2 separate regions of the Homo sapiens genome follow, and region 2 is linked to region 1. The links are chromatin contacts, found by Hi-C or POLR2A ChIA-PET in ENCODE. All regions are on one chromosome and are shown on one strand. The core of a region is the stretch at or near the end of the contact, and the rest is flanking DNA. Distances in the headings are between cores, read along the strand shown. Region 1 overlaps DOK7 (docking protein 7). Region 2 holds the start of ADRA2C (adrenoceptor alpha 2C).

Region 1 (7,480 bases), core at 2,806-5,305:
GGAAGCTGGAGCTGCCAGTGTGTGGGTGCTGCCCTGAGGCCGTGTGCAGCATCCTGGGGCCAGCATCCACCCCTGCACCCCCACAGCAGCAGGAGGGCCCCCAGGGACCAGCCCAGCGTCACTGGCAGAGCGATGCAGCCGCCACCCGTGGAGAAGCCCCAGCTGCGAGTCACGGGGGCGCTGCCCTCCCGGCCAGGGGTGAATGAAGCCCTGGCGGCCGCGTGAATGGGCCACTGGGCTGGCTGCACCCGGCTGGACACTCCGGCTGGCGTCACCTCACAGGAATCCCGCCCGCTCCGGGGCCTCTGCCCATTGCCCAAAGAAAGGTACGCAGGAGGGAAGGCGCCGGGGTGGGCAGGAGTTGGGGGGAAGGGAAATCTCGGCATTAGAACCCCCGCTGCCTGCTGCCCAGTCATGCTCTGCCTTCACGGAACACAGGCTGTAGATTCCAGGGACACGGAACTCAGGCCAGCCCCGACACGTGGCGACGCTGCCGGCCCCTTGGCAGCCACCCCGGGCACACGAGGGCGAGCGGCACCTTGTGCTGTGGATGCTTCCTTCCACGTAGTGTCCCCAAACCGGGTCATGGGACAGCGCCATTCCTACTTTAGCAAAAAGGACACTGAGGCCCAGAGAAGGCACGCCACCTGTCCACCATCACACAGCCACGAGGTGGACTCAAGTCCAAGTCCCCTGGCCCCCTGTGCACCTTCTGGCCCGATAGAGCTTCCAGTCCTACTGTGGGTGAGGGGTGCTCCTGATCAGAATTGGAGGTGGGCATGGAGGGGAGGCCAATGCCCGCTGCGATGCCATCCAGGAGGATGCCCCGAGAGGCTCATGAGGGCCGTGATGGGGTGGGGCCCCCAAGCTGGGTAGGGTGGGCAGAAGAGAGCCTGCACCAGGCCCTGGGGGCAGGCAAGGAGAAGGCCGTCATGCTGTCTGCTGGCTGGCTCACTCAGTGCCAGGCAGTCGCTCCCTGTCCCCGTGGTCCACCCCTCCCTGTGAAGGGCTCAGCCGGCACAGCCCCAGCTCTCACGAAAGGCCAGGCTCTCTAATCCTGAGCTTACAGACAGCTGGCAGTGGCCACGGGACAATGAGTCCCCCGACTATAAAAAACCACATTACGGAAGGAGTGGAGCCGGCCCCGCATTCCATGCGGCGTCTGCGGAGCGTCACTCACCCCGAAGACACGGTCAACCGGGCAAGGCCTGGAGCACAGCCCACCGCCAGCCTCGGGCTCCCACGTGCCCACGCGACACCCTCGCCAGCCACCCCCATCATCCATGCCAGCAGAGCTGACATCAGTGGCCCTGGAGGAAGATGCCCATCTCCAATGCTGGTCTGCCAAGGTCTTGGGCCATGGCCTCCCAGGACACCGCACGACTAGGCTCTCGCTGGGCCTCCCTGGGTTCATGCTCCACCCCCGCTCCCACCCAGCCCCCCCCGGTCTTGGGAATGCTCAAAGCTCCCTCTGCACACCAGGTCTGCCTGCCATCTCCACTCAGGAGGCTGCCGTCCCCACCCTCCACACCCCTACATCTCCACTCAGGAGGCTGCCGTCCCCACCCTCCACACCCCTACATCTCCACTCAGGAGGCTGCCGTCCCCACCCTCCACACCCCTACATCTCCACTCAGGAGGCTGCCGTCCCCACCCTCCACACCCCTACATCTCCACTCAGGAGGCTGCCACCCCCACCCTCCACACCCCTGGCCACCTAGAACACCCCAGACCTTTCCAGACTCAGGCCACATAACGACACCTTTCATGATGCTTTTCTTGGCCTCTGGCCCCCTTCAGTCCCCTGACCCCGACAGCCCCTCTGTGGTGCTCTCACGGACGCCTCCTCTGGGGTTCAGCCCCACCTGCTGCCGTCCCGGCTGCCAGGCTGAGCACCTTGCCGGCAGGGAGCACAAGCCGTCTGTGGTCTCAGTGTCCACCCAAGCGCCCATAACCAGGAGACCCCCAGTGCTCGGCCTTGGGTGGAAAGACATAGGTGAGAGGCTGCTGACCGCCCCCCTGCCCCTTCCCCAAGACAGGGTGCGCATGTTTCCTGTTTGCCTGTGTGTTTGGGGAAAGGGGGGAGAACAGGGCCTGCCCCATTTTGCTATATCACACAGGTGTGACTGCAGCAAAGCCGGCCACTCTGTTTCCCCTATCCCTGCCCTCAGAGGCCGCTCCTTCTCCAGAGGCTGGTCCACTCCCTCCCTGGAATCGAAGCCAGCCAGTGATGGCTCTGGCATAAAGTGGCATGAGGGATGCTCTCCCAGCCCTGCCCCAAGACCGTCAGAGGCCTGGCAGCTTCTGCTCTCTTGGAACCTATTGAGAAGCCCAAGGTGTCCTATCGGAGGGTGAGGTTCCTGGAGGGAAACTGAGGCAACCCAGCCAACAGCCGGCACAGTGCTTTCCTGGGCCTTTGGGCCCCACCATAGCCAAATGCCACTGCCCGAGGGACCCCAGGCAGCACCTCATGGGGCAGAGATGAGCTGTCCTCACTGAGCCCCGTCCAGATCCCTGGCCCACAGAATTGCCAGCCAGGGAACAGCCGCCAGCCGCTAGGTGTGGCAGGGTAAATAGGAGTTAGCTCAGCTGTTAGAGGGTAAGCGGTGGAGGGGGGTGAAAAGGGCACGTCAGACATCTTTGAGCACAAACGGGTGTCCCAAAGGGCTGTATAGGAGCCCTGTTGTGGGGGATAGGAGGCGTGAGGGTAAGAGGAAAGAGCATGGAAGACGCAGAGAAGCAGGACAGAGTCAGCAGAACACAAGCAGAAGGCCAGGAGCTGCGGGGCTCAGGGCGGCGCCAACTCTGGACAGAGGCTGGGGTTGCTGAGCGGCAGGCAAACCTCACCCACGTTACAGACGCACCTGCTTCCTGAGAAACACGTCTCCAGTGAAAAAGCTGTTGCACTAACTCCAGGACTCACCGGCTTGAGAAAGAAAATGCTCCTCCACGCAGACATTTAATGAGCCAATTAGATCTAAGATGGTTTCCATCTGAATATTCTTGAGTGCCCTCGTGGCTGCCCCTTGATGTCAGAATCTTAAGTGCTCATAATCCCAGCTCCTCAGAGAACAAACATCGGGGTGACCAGGGTGTCCTGGATGGCTCATGCCAGGTAGGCATGGGCAGGACTGAGAAGTCTTGATAACATGACCCTCAGCCCTCTCCATCCCCCAAGGTGGCAGCTTCTTGTACACTTGGGAGTGGCCCCACCTAGTGGGTCTCGGGTGGAGGAAGGCCTGGAGCCTGGCAGTGGGTGTTGGCTCCCACCCCTCCTCTGCCCTCCTGAAGCAGCCCCAGTCCAGGGGCACCACTCTAGAAGGCCCCCCCTTCCCGGGCCGGCCCTCCTCCCCTTGTCCATCACCACCTTGTTAACATTCCTGCAATCCACAGGGTTCCCATCCCCCAACCAGGCAGCTGCTGCCTGGGGCAGCCTCGCCCTCCATCTTCTGGACCTCAATCAGAACCTTCTCTGGCCCCTGCCAGCCTCTTCCTCCAAGCTCATCTGCACCCCGGGGTCAACATTAGCATATAAAACACTCCCCATGCTCAAGCACCTTCAATGGCTCCCTGCTGCTCCGAGACAATGGTGCAAACAAACACTGGTCCAATTAGCCAGCTCTCTACAACCCAGCCCTGTCTCCTCCTCCTCCTCCACCCTCACGCCTCCTATCCCCCCCAACAGGGCTCCTACACAGCCCTTCGGGACACCCATTCGTGCTCAAAGATGTCTGAAGTGCCCTTTTCACCCCCCTCCACCCCTTACCCTCTGACAGCTGAGCTAACTCCTATTCACCCTGCAGAAGTCCCCTGAGGCTCGCCCCTCCAGAGAGCTTCCCCGCAGTGCCCCCAGCCTGGGGTCTGTGCCCCTCCTGGCTCCCCTCGCACCCTCTGAGGACTGAAAATGCCTCACTCAGTCTCACGCAGCCTCTGAGGCCGGACCGTCTGATCCCTAGGCCCAGCGCCCGGCAATGAGAAACTGCTGAAGGCGCTCCCTGCTGCCTGACAGAGGCCAGGGTTCCAGCCAGCTCTGTCCAGGCTGCCCCCGCAGGCTGCAGTGGCCAAAGGTGGCCGGCAGGGGGCTCTCCAGAGCTGGGCAGATGCCGCGTTCATGTAGCAAGAGCCTCCTAGTTCAGGTTTTCATTCTTTACTCTTCTTTTTTTGAGACAGAGCCTGGCTCTGTTGCCTTGGCTGGACTGCAATGGCGGGATCTCAGCTCACTGCAACCTCCAACTCCCAGGTTCAAGTGATTTTCCCACCTCAGCCTCTGGAGTAGCTGGGATTACAGGCACCTGCTACCACACCTGCCTAATTTTTGTATTTTTAGTAGAGATGGGGTTTCACCATGTTGACCAGGCTGATCTCGAACTCCTGACCTCAGGTGATCCTCCCACCTCCGCCTCCCAAAGTGCTGGGATTACAGACATGAGCCACTGTGCCTGGCCACATTCTTAATCATTTTTAAAAGTCAAAATGAGTTTCAAATGCTCCGGGCGGCCCCCAGAGGCTGGGCAAAGAGGCAGATATGGTCCTTGGACTGGACCCAGCTGGAGAGAGCAGGTAAGGGGGGAAAAAGGGGGCACCTCCAAAAGCTTCCATTCACCCTCAAGGCCCAGCTCAAACGTCCCCCTGCGCCTCCAAAGCCCTCCCTTCCTAGGCTCTGGGTGGGCTCACCCTCTCTGGGGCCCACCACCGTCTGTGCTGCAAGCTGAGCCTGTCCCAGGGCGAGTGGCCCTCTCTGCATCACTCTCCACCACGCACAGTCCATCCCCGAAGGCGGGGCCCAGTCACTTGCCCGTGTGTGAGGCTGGAGCCTGCAGACCTGAGCTGTCCACAGACCGTCGCCTGCCATGTGCCAAGTGCGCTCGGGCCAAGCTCCAGGAGTCCACACTACAGGCCCGTGACCAACAGAGACGGGGAATTGGGCCACACTGGGGACCCGGGGGTTGCTGTCACCAAGCCACCTCCTGTCCCATTCTGAACAGGCAGCTGTCCACAGAGAGACCTCTGCCCCCCAGGCACCAAGACCAGCCAGGCCTGTCTCCACCCGACCCCCACCAGGGCCCCCGTGATGCACAGCCACGCCCAGTGTCTCAGGATGAGTGAGGCGCAGCCATCGCCTTGGGCCAGGGTCACCCTCTCTGCTCTCTGCAGAGCTGGCTGTGGCGGGGCCAAGTGAGGCGGTTCTGGGGATCGGGGGCCAGGCTAGGACCTGTCCCTGGGGAAGGAGGGAATGTGGATTTCCTACACCCAAGAACTTCCAGGGCCTTCCCACGACTCCAGCCCAGCTGTGACCTCCAGACTGAATGTGACGACACCCACAGACTTATTGGGATTCAGATTCTGGATATTTCTCCGTCCCAGTGGCCCCAGTTGTCGGCCAAATGGTGGCCCACAAAATGTGTTCACATACCAGGGCCTGTGAACAGGAGCCTCTGCGGATGGAATTGATGGTCTCGGGATGGGGTCACCCTGGGTCATCCAGGTGGGCCCTAAGTCCACAGACTGCAAGAGACTGAAGAGGAGGCTCACGCAGGAGCCAGCAGGCGCAGGGACTGGAGTGGCACAGCCACGAGCCGAGGCCGCCGGGGCCACCAGCGGCTGGAAGGGGCAGGAAGGACCTTCCCATGGGTCCTCCCCAAGAGCTTTTGGAAAAAGCCAACCCTGAGGACCCCTTGATTTGGGGTTTCTGGCCTCCAGGCTGCAGAAGGAACCCGTTCTGGACACTTGGCCCTCTCTTGGGGGTCATCTGCTACAGAAGCCCCAGGAAGCTGATGCCGCTGCCCCTGGACCACCCGAGTTGCCGGCTCCCTCCCGCAGGAGGCCCCAGGCTGCCCACACGTGCCGCAGACTCCCCGTCCCTCCAGCCAGACGGCCTGCACTCAGTGCTGCGTTGAGAACACCACCGCTTGGCCGAGTCTAAGACCCAGCCTAAACCACCCAGGGTGGTGGCCACGCCTGTCTCCAGGAGGATACAGCCCAGCAGGGCCTGCTGGGGACAGGGATGGGTGGCTCGGCCAAGCCTTCCAGCCTGGCCTCCAGAACCCACCTACCCTACGGGGTGTGCAGCCGTCGGTGACCGAATTCCCAGAGCCCTTCCTCTCTCAGGCCAGGGTACCACCGGGGACGAGAACATTCAGCACTGAGCTGCAAAGGCGGGTTCTGTGGGGCCAGCCCCCGTTTGCGGGTTCTGTGGGGCCAGCCCAGTCTGCAGGTTTGTGGGTTCTGTGGGGCCAGCCCGGTTTGCAGGTTTTCAGGTTCTGTGGGGCCAGCCTGGTTTGCAGGTTTGCGGGTGGGGCTGCTCTAACAGCTTGCCCCGGAGAGGCAGCAGCAAGACAGACGGCCCCACAAGAGTGCCCCCAGCTTTTGAGCAGCCCAGGAAAACGGCACAGTAGCCTCGCCCTGGGGAGAAGCACAGCCCCAGGTGTGGGATTGTTTACCAGCGGAAAAGGGGCCACCCACACCTCGGCAGGGATGTGAACCTCCACGGCCTCAGAGGAAAAACATCCAGTGTCCCCATTCCATTATGGCCCAGACAAAATAAGCAGGTCTCCAAGGAAACGGGTCCTCCTGCTGTGCCCCGGCTTAGAGGGTGAGCACGCGGCGCCACCCCGGCCGGCTGCCTGCCCGTGCCAAGGAATTCCACAGACAGAAAGGAAGGTATGGGTCCCCCTCCTCCAGGCACCCCCAAACCTAGCACACAACAGACAGGACAGGCTGCCTGTGTCAGGACAACTACAGCCTGCAGCTCTGGCTTCCCACACGACAAAGGACAGGGACGCTGGGCCCACCCACTGTGCCCAGCCACCGCCAACCCACTCCCCAGTGGCTCCCGAAGCCCCAGTACTGAACCTCTGGCCTGCCGCAGGGAGGGCCTGGGGGCAGATGGGACCCCGACAGGTGTCCTAGCTCTCCCGGGAACCACCCCCCACCCCACCCCCCGCACCAGCTCACAGCTGGCATAGGCAGCGGCCCTGCCCATCCATACTGGCTCTCCAATCCCAGAGGGGCCAAGGCCCTTTGGACTCTGGCTATGGCCCCTGCCAGCCCCAGGGGCCGAGACTCCGGGCCAGCTCTGCCGCACGTGCCTCCTGCAGCTGGCTGTGTACGCCCCCAGTCCGTGGAGCCTGAGCCTCACTGCCCTGTTCCCCTTTCAAGGGTCAGATGTCGTCTCCTCAAAGGCCCCAACAGGGCTGGCTCCTGCCACAAGACCTACTGGGTTTGCTCCCAGCGCCCAGCGCAGAAGGTGGCAGAACGTGGCACCCAGATGGGCTTGCGCCCGTGCCCCAGCTGGCCTTTGCAGGATGAGGTCCCAGGCGGCCAGTGTGGCCCGTGTCCTTGCCTGCGTTTCCTCCACCCAGACACATCCAGGCTCCACCAGAGCCCCCACCAGTGTGAGCCAAGTGCAGTCCCTCAGTCCTCTCAGCCCCAAACCAGGCCCACAGGAGGTCCCTCTGCCCGCCTTCAGCCCGGCCAATGA
Region 2 (7,480 bases), core at 1-2,500, 290 kb before region 1:
CCACCGGGCCCCGGGGACCTGGAGGCGGTCAGCGCCCCCGACTCAGCCGCCCCCGGCCCCGCCCCCTGCCCGTCCGCACCGCCCGCGCCCCCCTCCGCGCCCGCTCGCCGCCGCCCGCCCCGCCGCAACGCGCCCCGGCGCCGCCGCCTCTCGGCCGCTGCGCTGCTCTCGTCCGGCTCCACGTCGGCGGGCGGGGGCGCGCAGTGCCCGTTCTCGCCTGCGCCTGCCGCCGCGCCCAGCCCGTTTTCGGTAGTCGGGGACGCACCGTCGGGGCCCACGGGGGCGCGCTTCTCGCTGAGCGTGCGCGTGCGCAGCTTGGCCACTCGGTAGATGCGCGCGTAGACCAGGCCCATGATGAGGCAGGGCGCGAAGAAGGAGCCGATGCAGGAGGACAGGATGTACCAGGTCTCGTCGTTGAGGCCGCACTGCGGGTAGGCGGCGCCGTCGGGCTGGCGGTAGAGCGAGACCAGCGGCGGGAAGGAGATGACGGCCGAGATGAGCCACACGGCCACGATGGTGGCCTTGACGCGGCGTGGTGTGCGCTTCAGGTTGTACTCGACGGCCTGCGTCACCGACCAGTAGCGGTCCAGGCTGATGGCACACAGATGCACGATCGACGAGGTGCAAAACAGCACATCGAGCGCCAGGTACACGCCGCACCACACCTGCCCGAAGTACCAGTAGGCCATGAGCTCGTTGGCCAACGAGAAGGGCATGACCAGCGTGGCCACCAGGATGTCGGCCGAGGCCAGCGACACCAGGAAGAGGTTCTGTGGCGCGCGCAGCGCCCGGCTGGTCAGCACGGCGATCACCACCAGCACGTTGCCCACCACGGTGAAGACGATGAGGAAGCCCACCACGGCAGCCAGCCCTGCCACCGCGCCCGCCGAGTACTGGCCGCGCGGCGGCCCCCAGGAAGCCCCCGAGGCATTGGCAACCCCGCCGCTGCCCCTCTCGCCCGCGCCGCTCGCATTGGGGCCCGCCGCTGCCGCCACCGCCAGCGCCGCCGCCAGCGCCGGGGACGCCATGGTCCTCCCGCGAGCTACGCCGTCCCTCCTGGAGCCGGGGCGCAGCCGCGGCAGCTCGGGCGCCCCCCAGCCGGGGTCGGCGCCCGCATCGCCGCCTGCTGCTCGGGCGCGCCCGCCGGGGACCGCGGCGCCCAGCAGCCGGCCCTCGGCCGTGGTGGCTCCGCGGGCGGCGCGCCGGAGAGCGTGGCTGCCGGGCTCCCCGCAGCTGCCGAGCGTGTAAGTGCAGAGCAGGAGGCGCCCGGAGCGAGCGGCGACGCGGCTGCGGGGGGAGGGGGGCAGGTCCCGGGGTCCTCGCGCGGCCCCGCCCTCGGCCCGGCTCACGGGGAGCGCCCCGGCGTCGAGCCCACGGCGACGCGGCGCCCGAGCGGGCGTGCCTGAGCGGCCCCGCGGTCCCGGAGCCCAGCCGGGGCGCAGGCGACAGGCGGCGGCGGCCCGGGCGCTCCGCCTCCCATCCGGCCGGCTAGGGCTCGGCGCGCCGGGGCGCCGGCCGCCGCTCCTCCGGGCCCCCGCGCCCGCGCGCTCCCTCCGTCTCCAACTTTACTTTCCCGGGCGGGGCGCCGGCGCCGCCGCGAGTCCTCCGGCTGCTCCCGGGCGCGGGCGCCCCCCGCGGTCCACGCTTGGCCGTGCGGCCGCCGCCTCGCTCGCCGGAGCTGCGCCGCCGCCGCCGCCGCCGCCCTGCGCTGGGCGCGAGTGCGGCCGCCTGCGATCGGCTTCCAACTTGGGTCGAGTTGCGCAGCGGGGCGGGCGCGCGGGGCGGGGCGGGCCGCGGGCCCTGGGGAGCTGGCCGGGAACCGGAGCCCGCGGCCGCCTGGTCGAACCTGCCCGCGCGGCGCCGGGGAGGAGTCCGGGGCGGCGGCGCGGGGCGCGCGCTCGGCGAGGGCGCCCCCTCCAGGGCCGCCTGCAGCCTGCGGGACGGGGCCGAGCGGCGGCCGGCCTGGGTGGTGAGTTCCAGAAGCTGCTCTTTCTAAGACTGGAGCCTCCTTCGCCTCCCCCGGCGCAGGCATGGGCGCAGGCGGGGGCGCGCACACGCGCGCGCGCAGCACGGGCGGCTCGGGGTCCATGGCCTGATGGCAGAGCAACCTCTCGCAGCCTGGGGGAGGACGCGACGCTACCTGCGTGCGCACAGGTCCTGCCGAGCTCAGGGTCCGGACCAGATCCTGGATCGGCGCTCCCCGTCAGAGCCACCTCCGCACCCACCCCGGCCTCAGTTCCCTCGGCCCACTTCCCAGCGCTGCTGGAGCATGAATCATAACTAACGGCGGTGTCTGTGGAAGCCCTGGGCAAGCTCCCAAGCTCTGCACCCATGTTAGCAGTGATTGAAGTTTAATCCTTAGGCTCTCAGGCCCTGCTTTTAAAGGATGGAGAGGTGTTCAAAGTCACCACCTCTGACAAACACCCAGAACGGAGCTGCCTGGATGATGGAGCTTTTTGCAAGGGTGGGCTCAGGGGAGAGCGGCCGTTGAGGTAGCCCCCGTGCACCCTCGCCCCCGTCCGCGCACCTCCATTCTGCAGATGTGCACTGCCACGTGCACTGCCACTCTGTGGCCCATGTTGGGTGCTGGCTTCTGCCTCCAGGCAGCCTGGGGTCTGTGGGAGAGGGACTTCCAGGGACGAGGTGATCCAGGAGGAGAGCTGGAGTTCTCAGGCCTGACGTTTCTCTGCTAGGACCGAAGGGACGACCCTTCTCCCAAACGTCCAGAAACGAACCCCAGCTGGCTGGCCTCTCCCTGCATGGGCCCGCAGGAGAGAGGGAGGGAAGGTCTGTCCATCCTGTGGCTAGAACCGGCGGGGAAGGGGCGCTTCTGAGTGCCCGGGAGGTCATCATGAAGAGCGGCTGGAGTGACTGCCCTACCCCCGGGATGCCTATCCATGCCCGTGGCCTGGGGCAGCTTCTCTCTGAGCTCCTGAAGGGCGCCAGCTTTAGCCTCAGAGCCTGTCGTGTTCTCTGCTGCTCAGCCCTACTGGGGAGCATGTCTGTCTCCGCAGAGACACTGCCAGGAGCTACGGCTTCGTTCTTCACCATGTTTGTCACCAGCAGGGCCTGCATTGGGGGTGTGGAGGCCGAGCCAGGGCCCGGCAGAAAGCAAATATTTCAGATGATGGGCCTGCCAAGCAGGGGCGCACGTTGGAGCCAAAGCCTTCTGTGCCAGTCCTGTGCTAGTCTAGGGCACATATGCCCTTCGGGGAGGCAACAGGCCATGGCTGTCCTGTGGGAGGTGTGTGACCTGGGGATGGTGGAGGGTCACCATCCTTACTAAAGGCCCTCCTGGTTCTGGTTGCCTAAAAGGTGCCACCTGTCCAGGGCACCTGGAGGTGCATTTTTCAGGGAAGCCCACACACACCTGCTTCCTTCATGGTCGGCCCGCTGGAGCCCTTGTCTCTATTGAGCCCTCTGCGATGGCAGAGAGTGAGGGGGGCCTGGCCTCAGTTGAGGTGCTCACCATCTGTGGGTGGATGGGGCCACCCACTGAGGTGAATGCGCTGACAACCATCAGTGCCCTGGGGCTCCTCCCCCAGCCTGGGAGCGGGGTTGTCAAGGAAGCCTTCCTGGAGGAGGTGACCAAACTGTGCTTAGAGAGTGAGGAGGTGTTATGAGGAAGGGGGAGGCCTCTGTAGGCTGTCCTTCTTCCAGTGGGAGTGGGCTTTGTACTGGGGGCGTGGGGAGACAGGAGGACTAGGAAAGAGCAGTGGCAGGGGCCAGATGCAGGCTTTGGAGAAGGTCTCTCTCCCTCGGCATCAGCGTGCCTCCCACCCCCATCCTGAAGGGCTCTCTTTTTGAGAAGTGCTTTGGGGGATGCGCAGGGGCATGGGGATCTATCTAGGATCCTGGCTCCTATGTTCCCAAGAGATGGCAGCCCAGGCACGGGAATTTGGAGGGAAAAGGACACGGAGCACCTGGGGCCCTGAGCCAGATGAGCCTCCCACTGCCCAGGAGGGCTGAAGGCAGGGGCCACTCACAGGCCAGGCTGAGGGCATCTGGAGTGCCTGGCCAGTGAGCGGCCCAGGCCCTTGGGGATGGCAGCCAACAGGCTGACATGCTGCTGGCAACACCTCCTGGCATGACCAGGGAGGGGTCAGAAGGGTCCACTCCAGGGCCTGGATGGAGCCAAGGGCAAAAAGCTGGGGCCTGGAGTCATTAGGAGGAGCGAAGCCCTGGGCCATGCATAGGGGTTGCATTGCACGCAGGCCTGCCTGTGGTGGGAGGGCCCGGGACCGCAGCTGTTTGCAAGGAAGCTGGAGAGGACTCTTCCCCCAGACCTTGAAATTAGGCTTGAGGAACTGCTCCGGATTGTCCGTAACAAGCAGAACAGCACGTACCCAGCAAGACTTCCTGTCCTGACGAGGCACGACGCGAGCTGGCACGACCAGGAGGGGCGAGGAAGGAGGGTGCTGGGGGAGTCAGGCTGCACTGGCGGGGGTTGTGGGGGCTGTCTGTGTGTACGTGTGCAGGGGAGTACATGGCAGAAGTGGGCATATTTCAGAGGGGAAACCTACAGGTGTTTCCTAGAACTGAGAACCTAGAAGTGGCACGTCCTGGAGCTGCAGAGGCGAACCTGCCTGTATCTCACCCATGATGCGTGGGGCCTAGGAGGACAGGGTTGGTCCAGCAGGGCCATACAGCCATGGGACATTGGGCCCTGGCTGCTGTGCCGGAGAGAGCTGGGTGCCTGCCTGGGATGCCGCGCTCTAGGCTTCGTGAGCAGCCTCAGCTCGGGTGGAGGGGAGTTTGGCTCCTTGAGCCCCCTCCCTGCACATGCAGGCATGCATGCACATACGCAGATGTACAGTGTCCACACACATATATGTATCCACACACATCCTTGTGCACACATAGATCCATGCACACACATGAATATACATATCATGAATACACGTGTGTTCATGCAAGCATGAACACCCATACATACACATATCCACACATGCATGCAAGCATGCAACCTATTCATGCACACTTGCATGCCTTCACACACACATGCATGCACACATCCACACACACACTGTCTACATATACCATGTGGATTTACAGTGCATCCATGCCTACAGAATATACACACATGTATGCACACATACATGTTCCCACACATGCACACATGCCTGCGTGTGCATACACATGCCCGTGTACTCTTCACATGCAGGTGCATATATACATATGCACTATCATACACACGTGCTTTTTGCACACGTATGTCTACACATGCATATGTATCACACTGGCATATGTAGAAATGATGCACCCATGCTGTGCACACACCTGTGCATACTGCGGGCACGCACAGCCTTCCCTGTGCAGATAACACGAATCCATGCACATTGCACACACGTGTGTATGCCTGTGCTGCACACATCTGTCCCTATGCATGACACCAGTCATGCATGTGCACACATGGCTTCGCATATATGGATGTGTACACACATATGCGGCACCTGTGGCCTTGCCCACCCTCCTAGGCTGAGGAGAAGATGTATTTCTGGGTTGCTGCTGCAGCCAGCTCTTCCGGGGCTGCGGCTGGGTTCTGCCTCGCCTGCCTGGTCTGCACAGCTCCACCTGGCTCCTGCGGTCAGCCCTCCTCTCCACGCTGTGAGCTGTGAGGACATTTCTCATTAACTCTTGTGGACCCTGGGCCTGACCATGTGCTGTCCGCAGGCCTGGATGCCCTCTGCCTCATCTTTCCTGGGGCTCGCTTCCTTCAAGACTTGTCCCATGATGTTCCTCCTTCAGGAAGCCTCCCGTGACCTCCCGGGCTGGATCTGGGCCACTTTTGCCGGCCTCCTGCATGCCCCATGGGGCATGGCCATCATCAGTAACCATACATCTCAGCTGTGTCCCATCCCCACTGCCTGGTCCAGGGCTGGGCTCTCAGCTCACAGAAAGAGCTGAATGAAGGCCTGGTGGCAGGATGGGTGCCGTGAAGGGCAGATGGGCTTGTGGGCCTGGCTCTAGCCTCCTTAGCCGCACTGATGCTTGCTGGGTGCTGAGTGCAGGGGGTGCCTTCACCTGGTGGCTGCTTGTGCCAGGCCCCAGTGCCCCTGGCCAACAGGCCCTTTTCTCAGTTCCATGGAGTTTGGGGTCATCAGATGTGGCTTTAGGCTCCTGCTCATTCCCTTACTTATTGTCTGGCAGTGGGGGAGCCTTCTGGCTTCCAGGGCCTCAGTTTCCCCTGTCTGTAAAATGGGAGCATTGGACCAGAGCATTCCGAGGCCCATGCCAGCCCTGAGTGACCCCCTCCCCCAACTTGGCTGTGAGCTCCTGGGGGTGGGGGTGGCGCCTGCCTGCCCATCTCTGCCCTCGGTTGGTGTCCGCAGGGGAAAGGGAAGAGGCTGGACTCGGGGAGAGACCCCTCTCCACTCAGCCCTGGTGGGTGCGGGAACCAAGGGAAGCCAGCCCTATCTTCTTGTCTCAAGACCAAGAGGACATGTTTTCTCCCTGGAGCTGAGCTGAGCTTTCTTTCCCTATGTTTATTTGAAATTTCATTTTTAAAGACGAGTCAGGGAAAAATGAGGCTTGCTTCTCTCCCTGCCCCTCCCTGAAGAATTCCAGAAGCTGATTTGTCTTGTCAGGATGTGGCAGGGAGCCGTGGCCTGGGCTGGCTCTCTGAGCTGTTGCATATTGATCAGCATTGATGGGTTTGGCACAGTCGAGTTCTTACAGAGCTGGCGGAAGTCCCTCTGGAGAAAGAACTGCTTCGGGGACTGGCTTTGATTTGCAATGAGTGTAATAGATTAAAGCAGTGGGTCAGCATGTCTTATTGAGCACCAGCTGTGTACCTCAGCCCTGGCCCTGCTGGGATCCAAGCTCAGATCCCCGCCTCCCCCGACCCTCTCGGTTGCCACCGAGCCCCACCTCTGCCTGCCCGCTGCACCTGCTCCAGTCTCCACCTGGCTTCTCCTGCTAGGGGCTGTGCCCTGCCCGCTAGCTGCCTGAGCCTGACATTCAGGGCCCTCCAGTGCCCAACCTCAACCCACAGCCCTTCACTGGTTCAGTTGTCATGCAGTCCGCAGACACCAGGAAGCATCCTCTGCGTGCAGCCCTGGAGATGTAGAGGTGACGAAGGCAGGGCGGCCCAGAAGACCTCACCTCCTGCTCCACCATCCTGGGCCTGGGCCTAGCGGGGTAGGCTGGCAGCAGGCCTGCTGCCTGGACTCTGGGTTCGAGCTGGCTGGGTTTTCCTCTGTGACCTTTCCCAGCCTTGGTGGCCGCTGTGCACACTCCTCAGAATGACGTCTGCAGAGCTCTCAGCCTGGGGCCTGCCCGTTGCTGGGTGGTTGCAGGAAGGAGGCCACTTGACCCCGTTCCAGCCAATGATACCTCCCTGAGGACAAGGGTGAAAGGTGCCGGGAGGCCCACTGCCTGCCTTCCTGCTTGCTTGGGCACATGTGAGGATGTGATGCCCGGAGCAGCAGCAGCTGTCATGTGACCAGGAGGAGCTGAGGATGAGGATGAAAACCATGGA

What was found. A loop is a pair of places that touch in the nucleus more often than their neighbours do. ChIA-PET counts read pairs that join two places held with the same protein, here RNA polymerase II (POLR2A). Pooled maps may share reads with other maps.
Region 2: a loop to region 1 is called in a pooled map, with 4 times the contacts of the local background. The contact joins the promoter of ADRA2C here to the enhancer-like site in region 1. A Hi-C loop is called at or near these places in 2 of 168 maps with a recorded cell type or tissue (OCI-LY7 and ascending aorta), 1 of 37 single-sample maps with no recorded cell type and 4 of 50 pooled maps. POLR2A ChIA-PET finds 5 or more read pairs at or near these places in 3 of 52 experiments (MCF 10A, WTC11 and activated CD4-positive, alpha-beta T cell).

What each region holds. Positions count from the first base shown.
Region 1 is chr4:3,477,291-3,484,770 of GRCh38, reverse strand. All of the region lies in intron 4 of DOK7 (docking protein 7), which reads right to left. It overlaps LOC105374355 (vegetative cell wall protein gp1-like), which reads left to right. Exons shown (of 3, transcript XR_007057994.1): 1 at 1-326. Among named protein-coding and RNA genes, the nearest start is that of DOK7, 18 kb to the right of the region's middle. RefSeq lists enhancers at 1-383, 2,086-3,052, 3,053-4,020, 4,240-4,831. Within about 2 kb of position 4,055, at least 7 of the 41 ENCODE cell types and tissues checked have a DNase peak (open chromatin) inside an H3K27ac peak, as active enhancers do; they include ascending aorta, where a contact is called at or near this core.
Region 2 is chr4:3,760,155-3,767,634 of GRCh38, reverse strand. ADRA2C (adrenoceptor alpha 2C) reads right to left here and starts at 1,250. Exons shown (of 1, transcript NM_000683.4): 1 at 1-1,250. The coding sequence starts at 1,028. RefSeq lists enhancers at 5,578-6,111, 6,112-6,645, 7,180-7,480.